2 separate regions of the Homo sapiens genome follow, and region 1 is linked to region 2. Evidence: chromatin loops called from intact Hi-C (ENCODE). Cell type or tissue: OCI-LY7. All regions are shown on one strand. Links, peaks and the distances in the headings refer to the core of each region. The heading gives the core; the rest is flanking DNA.

Region 1 (8,343 bases), core at 86-8,085, 390 kb before region 2:
CACAGTCTTGCCATCTCCCTCCAAATATCTCTACTTCAAGTTGTAAAGAGTCAGATCAGTAGAACAGGTGGCCAAATCCCAACCAACTGTAGAATAAAATAAATCTGCGCTTTCTAAACTTTGATTATTTCCCCTCACCTGAGAGTCTTAATCTTCTTACAGTGATGTGTGTTTCTATGTGTCTGTGTGTGTACGGTGGAGGTGTCAGAAGCGAAGTGGGCAATGAATTGATTTTGCTTCACCTCAGAGAGCATCCTCTCAGTAAATTCCTTGGGGAAATGTCTGATCACCATTGATGGTGGCTCTTGGAATCTAGAATATGGATACTTAGCACTTTTTGACCTGAGCTTTGAGTGTTGAACACAATTGCAACATAACAGGAAAATTCTTGCTCTGCTTCATGATGAGGTATGAACCTTCCTCAACGATCAGCTCTGGGTCTGGGACAGAAATGGGTACACAATAGAGATTGCTGAATAGAATCCCTGAGAGGCTCCAAATCAGATGATGTCTGGGAGAAGACAGGCTCAGGAAAATGGACACACTATTCTCTGGAGTGGCACTGGGGAAGTTTCAGTAGCACAGATTCACTGCCTCCCCATTCCTTCCTGCTCACCACACAAAACAGATCTCTCTCCCTACAAGTCTGTGTTTCCATTCAAGGAAACAGAATTTGAAAACAGCTGTGTGTCCTAAGGCCCAGCAGCAGCCATGACGCCTACTGGGCTCTGGAGCAGGATCCAGCCTGTCTCCTCCCCCTGTCTCACATTGCCTCACATTCCTCTCCAGCCAGCTCCACAGAAGCCTGGCACACCTGCGTTTGCCTTATTTGAACCTGCCTCTTGAAGGAAGCCCTTTTTTGCCTGTTCCCTCCCATTCATTAGTTTTCTGTTCTCTGTTCATTTCTCTAGATTTGAACTGAAACTTGGTGGGGAATCTTCTGTTTCCTCAACAGCTACTTGAATGTACACCCCAGCCCAACAGGTGTTCACACACACGTTCAGATCCCCACTGATTTGTTTTTGCCTTTAGTTTAAATTTCACAGAAGTGTCAATAAACTAATCTTAAAAGGTACAGGCCTCAACAGGAGCCAAAAACCTAAAATATTGACAAATGAGCTCAAAACACCATGAATCCAGTAAGTTAAACCTGATAGTTCTGAAATATATATTTCTTCTTTCACTATTCTACCTGTAATGGGAAGCACGGAAGAGCTAGGGTCAAGAGAAAAAGACAACATGTCTACATTCACAGTTTTCTTTAAAACTGTCTTCTCTCCCTCTCAGAGACAAACACTTGGATATACTAAGAACTATCCATGTCCTTACATCCATAATCACACTAGCACAGGCTTCTGTGCTCAATGACTCAGAAGACCTGGTTGGTGGTTGGAGTGGGAATGCATAGGTCAACATTTACTCAGCACGAATATGCCCCAGAAAGTCTATATACCACCCCGTAAGATGTATTCAGGCTCAGAGAGGGTAGGTAACTTGTCCAAGTCACACCCAGGGAAGCAACAGAGACAGAATTTAAATTAGTTCTTCCCGATGCCATGATACTTTCCCATTACACAGTGCTGCCTTCTGGGGTAGCAGGGTTAGCCTCTGAACACTATTCCCAAATCCTACGCATATCGGAGTCAGTTGGAGAATCTCTTTTAAAATATATATTTTGAGGTCTCATGCCTAGATATTTTTATTTTTAAGTCTTAGTTGGAACTATGGGAATGTATGTATAGTTTTAAAGTACCCCCAGGTGAGTCTGATCTACTGATGGATTTGAAAAACACTATTTTACATTATCCACAGCAACAGTTAATAAGCACTGGTAAACATCATCTGGCTTATTTTTGATAATTCATTATGTGTTTTTCAGCTGTAACGTTATCAAAATCTGTTTAAATTCACTTAGTTTTTACTATTTAAGAATAGAGAAATGCATAAATGTACTCTCTGCTATGTAGCATCTACCAACTACGCACCTCTCTACCTGCTAGCTTCTGTGGTTTTCCCATGGCCATGGCACTGTAGGCTCTACCCATCCAGTTTGTGTTTACCTTATCTATGCCCTTTATCTTTTTGTAGAGGTCAGCATGTAGAAAGGTAATCATTTTAATCTGCTCTCACATAGCACCCTTTTTAAAAATCCCTCTGATCATTTCATCTGCCCTTCTTCAGACCTTTTCTAGCTCTATTTCCTCTCTTTTAAGGTTCATCAACCAGAACCACATATAGTGCAGATGAACGAAGGTTTTGTACAAGGGCATTGGCCTTGGTGTTCCTGGGGGATGCAATGTAGTTATCCTAAAAAAGGCAAATCCTAGGGATTGAAACGTAAAATAGAACTGGAAATAGAAAGAGAGAGGAGATAGGCACATGAATAAAAATTCTTCCTTTTTTCTGTCTCAGGCTATTTATTCCTTCATTTCTTTTTGCTTCTTAAGTGGAAAATGGGTGGGGATTGGATGACAGGACATTAGAGGAGCTGCAGTGACTTGGGGAAGCAGAGATGTTCATTAATTCAAGCTGGTCCGTAGAGCAGTTGACAGGATTCTAGGCAAAATTGTTTTTATTAGCATCTATCTCCCTTTTTAAATCCATGACTCCTGGGTTTCTGTTCTTCCCTTTGCCTTTCCCTACATTTCTTTAAGTAAGAGGTCTATTGGCTGTCCAAAATATACCCCAAATCACCATCTGCTCCCAAATCCTTGCCTTCCCTACCCCCTCCTACTCTCAAAACAAAAGTGCACATTTGCAGAAGAAATTTTGCTGAGCTGGCAGCCCTCAGGAGCTGGTGATCTGATTATCTCATTAAAGCAATTTACTCGGAGTGTGAATGAGCCTTAACCCTTCCAGGGATCACATGAATTTTGAAAAGCATTTGTCAAACCTAAATAATCTATGATTGATCACATTTTTGGGCACATTGGAATATGCATAAGTGCGGGGGTGGGGAGGAGTCTGTTTTGGAGAGATGGCTGCTTCTTTCTCCTTTTTGCACACTTCCAGGCATGGGTGTTGTGTGTCGGGGAGTAGGAGGGGTGACATCAAGAGAGAAATGCACAGACACCGCATTACAGCTGCACAAAATGCATACTTGGTTAAGTAAAAACAGAGAGTCCTTTGGGGAAGAGAAACAGATTAGCTGATGAAATCCCAATTTTTTCAAAATTTAAAATCTCCTAACTGTGGAGGGGCATTTATGCTTTAAATGGACTCCCCATCAATTCCTTTTCTTGCTCACAGCACTAATTTGCTATATTTTCTTGAGTACTGATCATACCTTCCTTGGAGTTCATCAACAATTCCTTCTGTGTTTCCTTTTGTATACCTCTCCCCACAAACCTTAGTGCCAACTGCAAAGTTGAATAGCAATCTCATAGGATTGCGGCATTGGAAAGAACCTAAGAAATCACCCAGTTACATTTTTCATCCTAGTTTTAATAGACGTCTGTCATTTTTGCAACCCATTGTCTAGACGTCTTTTTTCCAGATAGAAGACTAGCCTGAATTATCTTTCAGAAACAACCTGTCCACACTGTCAGCCCAGGCAATTTGCCTGAGTTTGACCCTATTTTCAATTGGGGGAAGGGTAGGCCCTGACTGACTTTTGTAATGAAACAACTATCCCATACCCAGCTGACCACAGTAATTGCCTCAGGAGTGGGAAAGGAAGCTAATTATGGGTAAGGCAAATCAGGTTTGGAATTTTCATTATACCGTTTATAAGGGAGGTTTTTCCTTAGACGTGAGATACAGGGTGGGAAATCTAGAGGGCTGTAGCCATCTGGCTATCATGAAACCAAGCTGCTGTCAGAATGAAACCACAAGAAAGGAGGGGAAGTGAATTTTGTGGGCATCATCAGAGCCCTGCATGTAGCTTCTGCAAAACTAAAGCTTGATTAAGCCCACCACTTCTCAGCCACTACATCTCCTTTTAGATTTACATAGTTTTGAGCAGGATTTTCAATCACTTGCATCAGAGAGGAACCAAAACGACAGGCCTAAGATGGGGAATGAAATTATTTCTACTCTAGCCTGCCACACAGTTTTCCAAACATTAGGAAATCCTTCTGAATATTTTATTCTCTGTATCTTCTGCCCATTTACTCAAGTGTTTTATTTAAGGTTTTGTTTAGAGATAATCAGAATTTCTTTCATTCTGTTATCCCTCAGGTACTTGAACACAGTTAGCCTGGCTCATCGTACCTAGATCCCTAATTTGTCAATTCTGTGGGAAAAACATCTTGAGTTACTGCAACTTTTCTTTATATGACAAGTTGCCACCCCATGAATGATACATATTGCTGCAGTTGTTATTGAAACGTAGTTCCTGTAATGCAGGATCACAGGACCCTGTGGGTTTATAGCTCTGTGACATCCCTCCATCCCTCATAGCCCCCCCGCCGCTGTTAAAACTCTATTGTTATTTATGCAACCTAAGTTACAGTCTTTTTTATTAGCTACTGTATCACACTGTGGAAATTTCTGTCCTCCAAATAACCAGAAAAATGTTTTCATTTTAAATGGCACGCCCCTTAATCTTATATTTTCAGGATAATATTTTTATCATAAAATTAATACATGTATGTTATGGAAAATTAGAAGACATAAATAAACATAAAGAAGAAAATTTTATTCCTAAAATTATTAACCAGAGAAACCACAGACATACTCCTGGATAGCCCTTCACACATTTCTTTTCATGTCTTTGCATATCTACATAAGCATAACATTTATTTTGTAAAAATAAAGTATATAATATTCTTCCACAGTCTTTTTAACTGCTTTATCATTGATATATTCTCATATAAATAGGTAAATACAACATATTTTTAATGGATGTATAGTATTGCCTTGTGGCAGGGGTACAATTTGACTGACTGACTATTCATGTTTTTTTTTTTTTTTTTTCTGTCAATAGATATGTTCCTGATTATTTTCTTAGACTAATTCTCTCTGATAGAGTAGCAAGTTTAGAGGTTATGAATATTTTGGAGCTTCAGTTGTTTATTTCCTTATTTCCCTCCAGGAGGATTAAACTAATTTATCAGCTCATTAGCAACATCCCCACCATCATGAGGTGTCATTTAAACAACAACGAAAACTATCATCAGGACTTGCAACTTAATCATCTTGATGTTGGCCCAAGAGTTTAGCCTGTCAGCATTGTTTTAAGTCTTCATTCTCATTAATGCATTATTGATATTCACCTCTTGTCACATTATTATTTATAATGGAAAAGTTACTTCTATGACACAGTTAATAACAGATAAAAATCTTGAGCAGGGTCATGCCTTGTTAAGGTTAAATACTTTGAGACCTCTTTCCAGGTTCAAGTGAATTTGTAAGTTAATATTATTTGGATTGTTATACCTCTTTTACTATAACCCAACCCATGTTTTCATCTTCTCCACCAGATTTGGTGGCTTGGCAGAAACCTAAAATTAAGATATGTCTCTGTGGGTTTCCCTACCACATCTCTAGCTAGCTTTCCTTTGAGATTAGAATTAAGCCCAAAGTTACAATTCCCCCAAAACATCTTCTACCTTAGGAAAGATGAAACTGTCAGCACAGTAAGTCAGGTCAATAATTTATCAGAGTCTGCTTTTAGTAGATATTTTAGTGTGAATTCCCTCATCTAGACCATTTATAAAAGTGTCAAAACTGGCCCTGGGAGTGATTCCTCTGAGTCTTAATTATTAGCCTTTCTCTACATATAAAAATGTATATGTATTCCTATATCTTTTCTTCTTCTGACTTCAAATCTAATCCCCTATTATAAATTATTTCCTCTACCTCCATAGTGATTCATTTTAATAGTGTATATTACAGGAAGATAGTAATAACTTCTGATGTTCTAAAAATTCTCTGAAACTCCTTAGGAATGTTAGTTTATGAGAGCATATGTTACTACACAATGGAGATTTTAAAAAATAAAAAGCATAAGTGCTAGAGATAAGGACTGTTTGGGTATACTCAAACTGGAATAGGAAAAAGGTAGGTCTTAGACAAATAATTTAGTGCCATAGCCTTAGTTTGTTCTTTTATCTACCAAGTAATGAATACTTGCCATGTGTACCTCACAGAGGTCCCAAGATTATCAAATAAAAGCACACACACAGGGTGTGAATGTGCCATCGTGAAGCACCAAATAATGTATAAACATCAGCATATTTAATAAAAATAAATATGTATAATAAATATCTCATTTAATCTTCAATGATGTCAAGGCCTTTAATCTCAGTTTTAGTAGATGCCAATACTGAGGCTCCAAGAGTTTGCTGTTAACACCCAGGATTATATGGCAGATTTGTATCCCCAGTCCCAGTTCATAAGGCTCCAAATCAATGGTCATTTGACTTAATGGGTTGTGAGGTATGTGGCTGAAAGTCATTCCCTACTTATCATCAAATATTAAAGTCTGGAAATTTAAAAAATAAATATAATTTAGAATTATATTCAATTTTGAATTATACAAAATTGTATCTTTAATTATGTCATTATCACTCATTGGAATTTCATGCTCTTTCCAGACTGACAGAAAATAGGGGTGGAGGTACAGCTAGCATGAAATTAATTATTTATGCTTAACATCCAGCCTTTCTGAGGTGCCCACAGGGAGTAACAGATACTGATGCCACTTTAATAATTATGTTGACTATGAATTATTGCAGTGCTTGACTTTACTATAAATGTTGTGGTGTTTTTTCAAAATCTGGGTACGCCTATGGGAGTGTGTTGAGTATATGAATGTCATCTGTCATATGTGTCACAGCAGAAACAGTAGCTGGGGATGCTGGACAACATCAGTCTGCAACTCCAGAAGAGGTATAAAGGAATTTATATACTTCTTAAAAGATTTTCATCTCTTCATTGAGCTATCTGATGTGTGAGATTATCTAATCCTCCAAGGGCAGGAAATTTCATTATTTTAAGATTTGAACCCATATAACTTGACTTATTCTGTTTTCATAAGGGGGATCCTATAGTAATCCCTCAGCTACTTAGATCCCTTTTAATTAAGGTCCTTAAAACAGAGAAAATACTTTTTTTATAAAGTGGAAGCTTGGTAGGTAGAAAAACAAGTTCAGATGCCTGCAATGTCTGAGACTTCACAGTTACTTTGAACAAGAGCAAACAGGCCAGTGAAAATAAGATGCACGGAGACCTATAGGTAGAGAAGCAGATGTCAGTCCCAGCTTTTGGTGACCTGCAGCACTGAAAATATTTAAATTGAAATGACACATCTAGTCTGGTGAGATCCCCCTTAAACAATGACTGTTTGTTGAAACAGGCCATGGAGTTCCTTAGGGGTATTTCTGGAAAGACAATTCTGGTTGATAATATAAATTTTCAACAATGGGTATAGCTTAATGAATCAACTAAAGGTTACTTTCGGTAAACTACACGTAATTTAAAAGTACTACAGATGGCAGGAAACTCACTTATTTATATTACCAGAGAAGGTGGTGTTACACATAGATGAAATTTTCTGTATAATTAAAGCCCAACCACTTTTTGTCAAGATCTGCAAAAGAATGTAAGAGTGGCTAACCCTACCTAAATTTGTTGCAACTGCAATAAACTTTAAGCTCTTGTTTCTGCTCTGACAGTAAGCAATCTGACAGCAAAGAATAATGGCATGGGCTGAAAAACCTGATAACCAAGTCTAAACAAATAATCTCATGTAAGAGTAATAGGTTCTCAAAGACAGTTTGAGGAAAAAAGTCCTGAAACATTGATACATGTATAGCATGCCAGACTGTGAGTGGGGAAAGAAAGATCCTAGTAGTCACAAATAAGAAGGCCACTCCATGTTATATCTCAGATATTACACAGTCAATGTCTCTGCCTATGAAAAATCCTGTTGATTCTGTCCCCAGTTGAGAGCTGACTCTTCCTGCTGTAGTCAAGGTGGAAAAATTTCACCCCATCTCTCTCTCACCCAAACATGGGGGAGAGTTTCCCAGGCAAATCTAACAAAGCAGTGCTCAATAAAATACTCAGGGCAGCAGTCACATACATGTAACTTCAGAGTCTGTTGTCAAATAGTCAAAGAATATCTGCCCCACAAAAACAAAGAGAATTCATCTTTGATCTCTAATCAGTGGAAGGCATAATGCAACTCTTCTTCATCTACAGGTGAAGAATCTTTAAAAAAGACCTGAACTCTGAGTAACTACTGAAGGCAAGCTTAGGTTTCTCTGCAATTAAAAACAGGGACCCCGGCCGGGCACGGTGGCTCACGCCTGTAATCGCCCAAAATTTGGGAGGCTGAGGCGGGTGGATCACCTGAGGTCAGGAGTTCAAGACCAGCCTGGACAACATGGTGAAACC
Region 2 (8,343 bases), core at 170-8,169:
GGCAGAAGCCAAGGAAACCTTCATGCCCAGGTGAACCAGAGATGGGGGTGGGATGGGCCAAGTGGAATCCATCTCTTCTGCAGTACCAAAAGGGCACAGGGCTACTGCCATCCCATATGCCAAAGGGAGAAAATAGAGCCAACCTCAGAGCAAAGCAGTGGCTGCTCTCTGGCTCTGGATCTGGAGCATGAGAAAGAAGAGACAGATGCCAGATGACAAACAGACCTGGCCAGATCTAAGCCAATGAAGCAGGACCTCAAACTAAGCTGGGAACAAATGGAAAGTCCTGAGAAAAGTGGTTTTTTTTGTTTGTTTGTGTGTGTGTATGGGTTTGCTTTCTTTGCTTAATCAAAGTTACAGGTAAATTGATGATATTAGTACACTCATGAATATCTAAAAAACTTTCTTCTGGAAACCTCAGAGACCCTTTATCAATGGAGATGTCATTAATATAAACTACAGTTGCCAGGATATCAAGGATGAAACCTGGCTGGGCCATTATATAACCTTCTCGTCATTGCACAAAAGGTTAGAAGTTCTCCCTACCAACATCACAAGGACATTGCATAGATGAATATACTCAACTATATCAAAGTACTCTAGGATATTTGGAAAAAGAACAACAGAGAAAAAACTATAGTTTTTATTCACATGTGAACACATCTTGACTAAGCTATCTTTTATGATCTATTTCAAAATAATGATAATGATTATTATATCATTCATGAAAAACAGAACATAATTATTACTGAACCTCAAGAATATATGCCCGACTTGCCCATGGTCACAAAATAATGACTTAGACTAAATAGTCTTTTTCTCATGGGGCAAGCCCAAATCATTCTGTAAATATCCCTCCACCTCAGAACCACATAGCCTCAAGTACTTACATTAAACATTCTTGAACAAATGTATTCTAATTAACAATGAACACCAAGAACAGCATTAATCTGTGAATCCATGAACATAATGGTAAGAAACAGCAGAAGCAACTGTGCTGAAGAATGGAGATAGTAAACAAGGGATGGGGCCAATTCAAAAGGGCCACATACTTTGACACTGAGGAGTGTGTACGTGTGTGTCCACATGTACATATGTGTAAGAGAGAGGAGAGCATGTTGTCAGGAAACAGTTCAAGCCCTGCCATGATGATGGCAGGAGATAATGTGTATGGCAGTTGTTTGCGAGTGATCTCCATGTTTCTTAGCCTCATCCAGCTGCACTGCCTTCTTCTCCTATCCCATTACTCAACGTTACTGCTGCCTAGTGTGTGCCACACACTGGGGGATCCCAAAGCTTGAGAACTGAGGCCACTTCCCACAATGTGCTAAACTCTATTTAGCAAAATCTTGAAAACTCCTCTTTAGAAAGAACAATATTCCCGGGGAGGAAAAGCTATTTGCTTTGCCCAAATGAGACCAGAAAATTCAGAGAATTGTTACTATAGTTTACTATGTTATCACTGAAAAAGACTGGGGGGCTTTTTTTTTTAATAGAAGATCTCCTGAAATATAATTATCTGGTTTCGTGTTCCATTACACCTTCCTCATCCTTTAGAAGTACCTTTCACTCATAAGACCCCATGGCTGAGTAATGAATATCCCATAGTTTTACTCAAACTTAAGAGGAGCATGTATTCATGACATCATTCTTAGCATTTTATCAGAAGAGCTAAATTCCTAGAGTTAAATGGAATAGGAAGGAAAGGGATTAACCTCTGCTGCTGGCATAGTACAGTCACGATGCTAATGTCTCAATATGAAAAAGCTGAATTGCAGCAATATCTGAAATCACAGAGAAAGTCCTGTGAGCTTTGAAGGAAAAAATGTAAAGAAATAAAATGTAAAAAGCCAAAGCAAGATTGGGACTCTATTTTTCATTTAGACATGCTTAGTAGAAGAATCATGTATTGCAAGAGCTCACAAATTAGATAGGAGAGGAATGGGTCAGTGAGTTCTGAGATGAGAAAGTTTTTAGAACCTGTAACTTGTAATTGTATTATGGGTGAGTTCCAGCTGTTCCCCTAAGCATATTTTAAACTATAACTTCGACATAGTATTCATTCCCTTGCAATGCTTCAACAGTAAACAGCCAGGGAGTCTATTCTCTTTTCATTTAGCAAGAGGGCTTTATAGCTACACAAAATATCCCCCAGCAATGAAAAATGAAACCCACCAATGTAACATTAGCAACCAGCTGTCAGAAAAAAATCAGGAGTAGGATTGCCAGTCTGGTCATTTCATGCCAAGTGTTCTTGAGAGGCAGTGTGTGTGCGTATGTGTCTTTGTGTGTGCATGTGTACACTGTGTGTAAATGGAGTGTGTTCTGTAGCATGAGAGATGTGCGTGGGTAAATGTCCTAATGATGGCAGAATGCCCAAACATGAAGATGTAGTAGAACCGTCAGTGGTAGAGCAATATAGCACAGACTCTCTATGGCTAATTGTGCAAGGTTCCTCTCACGAGCAGGAAGAGTGAGACAGGAAGATTAAAAAGATAATATATTTTTATGTTGGAATTACTTCGTGTATTATAGGTATGTTTAACATCAGTGAGGGCTCTGGATGCCAGCTTGTAAGTGAAATGCAAACACCATGTATGTATTTTCATTTTTAACCTTCATGAATTTATTTTACAACCTCCCCAAAACATAGAAACCTACAATCCCTTCAAAGTAAACACCCAGCGCTAGCAATTTTGTCCTGCAAGCATGAAATACATTGACCATTATGAGCCAGCGCAGCGATTACCCGTGAATTCTCGTATTCATTCTCTCTCTCTCTCTCTCTCTCTCCCCCACCCCACTCTCTTCCTCCCTCCCTCTTCTCCTCCTCCCCCCCTCCCCGTGTCCCCCTCCCCCCACCCCACTCACCGTTCCCTTCCCTCCCGCATCCCTCCTCCATCTCGGGGCAGAAGAATCTGGTGGGGCTATTTTGCAGAGAGATACAAGTACCAGGTGCCAAGCGGATACCTAGCCTCCTAAACTTAATGCCAATTCCCTCCTGAAAGAGGAGGAATGCAGTGATATCAGCACCGGGGACACGGGGATAGCGAACACCACCGCGGCTCTTGGAGTTTACAGAGGAGCAACCCCAGCTCCGTCGCCACCACCTCGCGCAAAAGCCCCCACCCCACCAAGACACACACACACACACACACACACACACACACACACACACAAAACACGCCGCTCTATCCTGCCCCCCGTTCACACGCGCGCGCGCACACACACACACACACACACACACACACACACACACACACAAGCCCTGGCTTCTTTCCCCATCAACACCGATGTTGCAGCAAGTCTGTCCGCACAATCCCGCACGCCTCAGGACCCAGCCTGGGCGCAGAGCTGGCAGGGCAGGGAGCGCACCGCAGGACTTGTAAATAAACCCTGTTCCATCCAGAACCGGAGCGCTTCTTACTCCACCGACCACCCCGGAGCCCGGCGGCAGGGAGGAGGGGGCGCAAGGGGTCAGGGAATCCTCCCCCTACCTTGCAATGAGAAGAGGGACAGGAAAAAGCCCAGCACCCAGACGCTGTGCAGCCAGTAGGTCCTCATGTCTCCGCTGCGCTCGATGCTCCCTCGCGCGCTCCTGCTCTCGCCTCTTCCGCTCGCGCTCTCTCTAGTAAAACGCGCCGCTCCTTTCCCTCGGTTTCCCTCTGGGTTCTCCTGGTTCCGGCAACCCGGACAGACAAGCCTCTTGCCGCACGACGGCCGGATCCCAGAACAGCCTTGCTCTCCTCTTCGGGAGCGCAAGCCAGGGGCCGGGATGGACGCTCGTAGCCCGTGCCTGGTGTAAACACACCGAGCCCCCTTGTCCCTCGAGCTCTCCCGCTTTCCTGCTTCCTATCCTCCTCTCCCTCACTCCCCTGCAGCTTCAACTAAATGCGATGTACTTAAACAAGCAGCGCCTTATAGGACCGCGAACCGAGCCGAAAGGGCCCCGCTACTGCCATCTAGTGCTCACAGAACGGCATCGCCGCGGCTCTTCTTCGCTGTGTGTCTGTGCCAAGTCTATCCAACGCCGCCAAAGTCCCCTCTGCTCTCAGCAAACACAGGTGAAGCTCTTGCCTTCTTAAATCCTTGACTTGACCTTGCTGTCCCATAAGTCCTGAATTTCTCCTTTTCACGAGGAAGCTCTTGGAACATGCTAGCCGCACATCTTCATCACCTCATTGCTCCTCTCCCTCTCAGAAATCTCCAGTGCTTTCCTAACAACTCTATGGAAATTTTTCTCCAAATGTCACCATGACCTCCACCAAAAAGTCCAATGGCCTTTTGAAGCCTCATCCTACTTGATTTTGATGCTGCGCTTCACAGCGTGTGCCATTCCTTTTTATTTGATTTCAAAGTCACTGGGTCAAAACAATTCTGGCACTTCTGACCTTCCCTCCAAGAGCCCTCTGGGTTCCTCTGCACTTCTTGGTTTATATCTTCTGTTATAATTTCTTTAAGTTACTTGGAAATAAAAGGTCTATTACAGCTACACGAGGATGGAAACCTCCACCACTAACCTCGTGCTTAGCCCTCAGCTTAGACTTCCCAGCTGGGTACCAAGCATCTCAAACTGGATGACTCAGGGCCAGGGCTGAGTTGGGTGAGTAGGCAGATGGGGCCGCTCTGAAGAGCACTGACTAGTAGTTAGGAAAGCTGGATTTCAGTTCTGTTACTGTGGCCTCCACTCGTTGGGGACCTTAACTAAGTCATTCAATCTCTGAATTTCATTTTATTCATCCATGTATTTACATGATAATGAATATTGGTCCCTTCCAACTGTTTGTAATATCTATGCTAGGTTTCTCCACCTTGGCACTACTGACATACTGTACCAGATAATTCTTTACTGTGTGGGGCTGTCTTGTGCACTATAGGATTTATAGCAACATCCCTAGCTTCTGTCCACCAGCTGACAGTAGCACAACCCTCATCCTCCTAGTTATGACAACCAAAAACATCTCCAGGCATTGCCAAATGCCCCCTGGAGGGAAAAACTGACCCAGTTGAGAACTTCTTATCTATACCCACGTGATTTTCTTCAGGAATTATTCCCCTTTTCCAACTTCCCTGTTTCACAGGCTTCAAGAACTTTTAGAAGTATATTTAATTCTCTCTTCTCCAATTTCAGTTGATCATCAGTCTCACCACGACAATGTGTAAATGTGTCTAAGATGTCTCTATGTTTTTTTTTCAGTTTTACTGCCACCTTTTTCATAATAAACACGTGTTGTGCATTATACTTTCTGAAATACTTTTAATTATCTCTAATGCTGTGATATGTTCAAGGGCTATGTTAGCTCTTCGAGCATTAGTGGGAAATGCAGACAAAGACAAGTTAAGTGACTTTTCTTATGACATACGATAGGCCAGTGAAAGCAACATTAGCAGACCTGAAGGAGGTCTCCTGACTCTAGCAGCATTCCTGATCCATCTCTCTAGTATGGGTCTTTATTGCCACACCCCTAGATTTCTACAATAGCCTTCTACCTGATCCCTTTCCTCCATTCACTGCTCTAATCTAGTTTATACGTTACCACCAGGTTAATCTTGTTAACAGTTTCTTCAAGACTCTCACCTGCTTATGAGTTATAGCTGCTCCTTATGGTCTTCTAGAACCATACTAGAATCACCTGAGGACTTTTGCTGACGCATCATCCCACCCCAAACCAATTAGATCACAATTTTTGGGTTGCAGCCCTAGCATCCGGAGTATTTTAAAGATCTCAGGCCATCCTAATCTGCAACCAGGGCTGAAAAACACTAACCTACCAGACAGAATTCAGATTCTTCATTTTTAAAATGTAAGGTCTTCTGAAATTTCTTATCTTACCTTTAACAATTTATTTTTTTTTCAATCCCCAATGGAGACACTTTCTTCTAGATTGCTCAGTCTTCTTTTTTCCCCATGCACTTCCTTTATCTGCTGCTTGTTTGTCTTGCCAAGTCTGTTCCATTCTCAGGAGGCAATTTGCAAGTGGCCAGAGCATAGACTTTGAATCTAGAACTAGATGGATTCAAGTCCTACCATGCCTTTAACAAATGGAGAGACCTTGCAAAAGTCTCAAAGGACTTTTGTGAGTATAACTCATGAAGTACTTAATAAATAATGTCTAGTGGTATTGTTTTTCAAGGATCAACCTTGATTTCTTCAATGTTAATGCATGTCTTAGTAAGGTTTCTCAAAATACAATCAATTTAAGAACCCAGATGCAATAGAATCACAGTGTACATGTTAAAATTCCAGATTACTTAGTCATACACACAACCTAGTCTATTAATATATTTGGATGTTGGAGTCCAGGAATCTGCATTTTACTAGTATATCTAGGTGATTCTTTTGCCCTCTAATGATTGAAAAATCATTCTATAAGAACCACAAAGTGTTAAGAGTTGTGAGAAATTGTTTGCTCATGTAGTCCAGTTTCTCAGCCTCAGCACCCTTGACATTTTGGCCCAGATAATTCTTTGTTGTATGGGGCTGTCCTTTTTATTGCAAGATGTTGAGCAGTGTCCTTGACCTCTACCCACTACATGCCACTAGCAGACCCCTCTCCTCAAAGTATGACAAACAAAAATATCTCCAGAAATCCTATATGTTGCCTGGGAAACTAATTTCCCCCCACCCCAGCCACGCCCATGGAGTACAACTTGTCTAGTCCAAACCTCATTATAAGATAAGAAAACTGAGTTTCAAGGAAATCGCATGACTTGCTAAATCTTGTAGTTTATATTTGGATTTGCCAGAGCCACAAAATGTGTTGCATCAGACTTTGTGATCTCCCTACATTATACTTAGAATGACTTCCAACAATTCTTTAAAATTCTTTCAAAATTGTTCTTGATGCCTAAATTAGATATTTTCCTGCAATATATACTTACTGGCTATAATATCTTTCTGTTTGTTTCTGTATTACTTTAAATAATCAATCCTAATTAATTTCTATGTCTTTGTCATGATTTTCCAAATTGATTTGTAAACACCGCTGCCAATTATCATGTATTAATCACAGAGCCTAGCAGAGTGCTAGATGGGCAGACATTTCTCGAGTATAGCTAGCAGTAGAATAATTACTTGTTTGCGTGTGGTCAGAGGGAGCTTATGCATTCATATATCAATTGTCCAGATATCAAAGTTTTCTTAGATGTAATATATGCTTAGAGACCGTTTGCATAAATATTCATTTTTTTTCAGCGAATGAATGTATCCCATGTTATTTCTGCCCACGCCCTTCACTTTAGTTCAGGTACACTGTTTACAACATAGGAAAGTGGTTCTCAAATTGGTTGGGTAAAGAACTTGTAGAAATTGCATAAATAGCAGACATTCAGGCCCTATCCCCAGAGGCTTTAATTTGCATGTGCATGGGGCTACAGGTCAGTCTGATACCTTGCCAGAGTTCAGGAAATCTAAACTTGAAGATTTGTGTGTGTGTGCGCGTGTGTGTTTAGTATGTTTTGTTGGAAATTTCTGAATGCAAAACTTTGCCCACATTCTTTGACGTTCAATTTATTATATATTCGTGTGGATGACATCCTTCTTAATATCATGGTGGAAGACATACCTGTATATACGGACAGGACATATTTGTATACACAGGTAGAAATTATGTAACTCTCCATCATCACTATTGTTCTAAAAAGCTAATTTGGTCACAAATTCACATAGTTACATACTTACATAGCGTAAGTAAAATAAATAATAGAAACCCTTTCTAGCTTTTTACCTGAGGGCATTTTTTTCCCCTCCCTACAGCTGCCTTCCACTCCAACAAAATCTCAAAGTTTATAAAGCCTGTCAACTTCCATTGCTAATTCTCAGTAATGGGATTGTAATTCGCTTTGGGAAGCTTCCCTGTATTACTGTTAAGTCATTTGCATTCCATAGGATGATTTGTGTTCTGATGAGTCCAGGAATTCCTAGAAGTCTCTTTCCTACCCCGCCCCCTCTTTCATTTGGAGTCTCCTTTTCTGAGTAGCAGCAGAAGCCAAAAGAAAGAAAGAAAAAAACCTTGCATTGCAAGTACAATTAGATCTATGTCTGTAGAAGTGCCTTTTGTCCAGAGACCCCTTAGGATACTATACTGAGACACTGAGCTGAAAAAGGAAAGATGATTTTTTTAACAGATGGGTTGCCTATTTTTGCCCTTCCTACATTAGAGCTGTTTTTTCCCCTTCTCTAAACTAGAGAACTATCATCCTGTAGTGGTATACAACTGTCATTCATTCCTGCCTATATTATACTGTGACTACTTGACTTTAGGCAAGAGAAGGTGATATGCACAATATCTCCCATAATAGACTTTGCAATCTGGCCTGTGGGTTTCTTTTGACTGTCCCAAT

The links. A loop is a pair of places that touch in the nucleus more often than their neighbours do. Peaks named below come from ENCODE experiments on the same cell type or tissue, not always from the same donor. Only the 100,000 strongest peaks of a DNase experiment are listed, where the experiment ranks them.
Region 1: a loop joins it to region 2, with 2.8 times the contacts of the local background. A loop is called at or near these places in 3 of 110 quality-filtered maps.

What each region holds. Positions count from the first base shown.
Region 1 is chr3:117,599,477-117,607,819 of GRCh38, forward strand. No RefSeq gene overlaps it. Among named protein-coding and RNA genes, the nearest start is that of LINC02024, 87 kb to the right of the region's middle. In OCI-LY7, for the core only: no CTCF peak of the experiment used is centred there; a DNase peak (open chromatin) is centred at 3,885; H3K27ac peaks cover 549 bases.
Region 2 is chr3:117,993,685-118,002,027 of GRCh38, forward strand. It overlaps LINC03051 (long intergenic non-protein coding RNA 3051), which reads right to left and starts at 3,895. Exons shown (of 3, transcript NR_182298.1): 1 at 3,498-3,895. RefSeq lists an enhancer at 3,566-4,112. In OCI-LY7, for the core only: CTCF peaks have their summits at 3,961 (motif pointing left) and 4,165; a DNase peak (open chromatin) is centred at 3,947; H3K4me3 peaks cover 1,079 bases.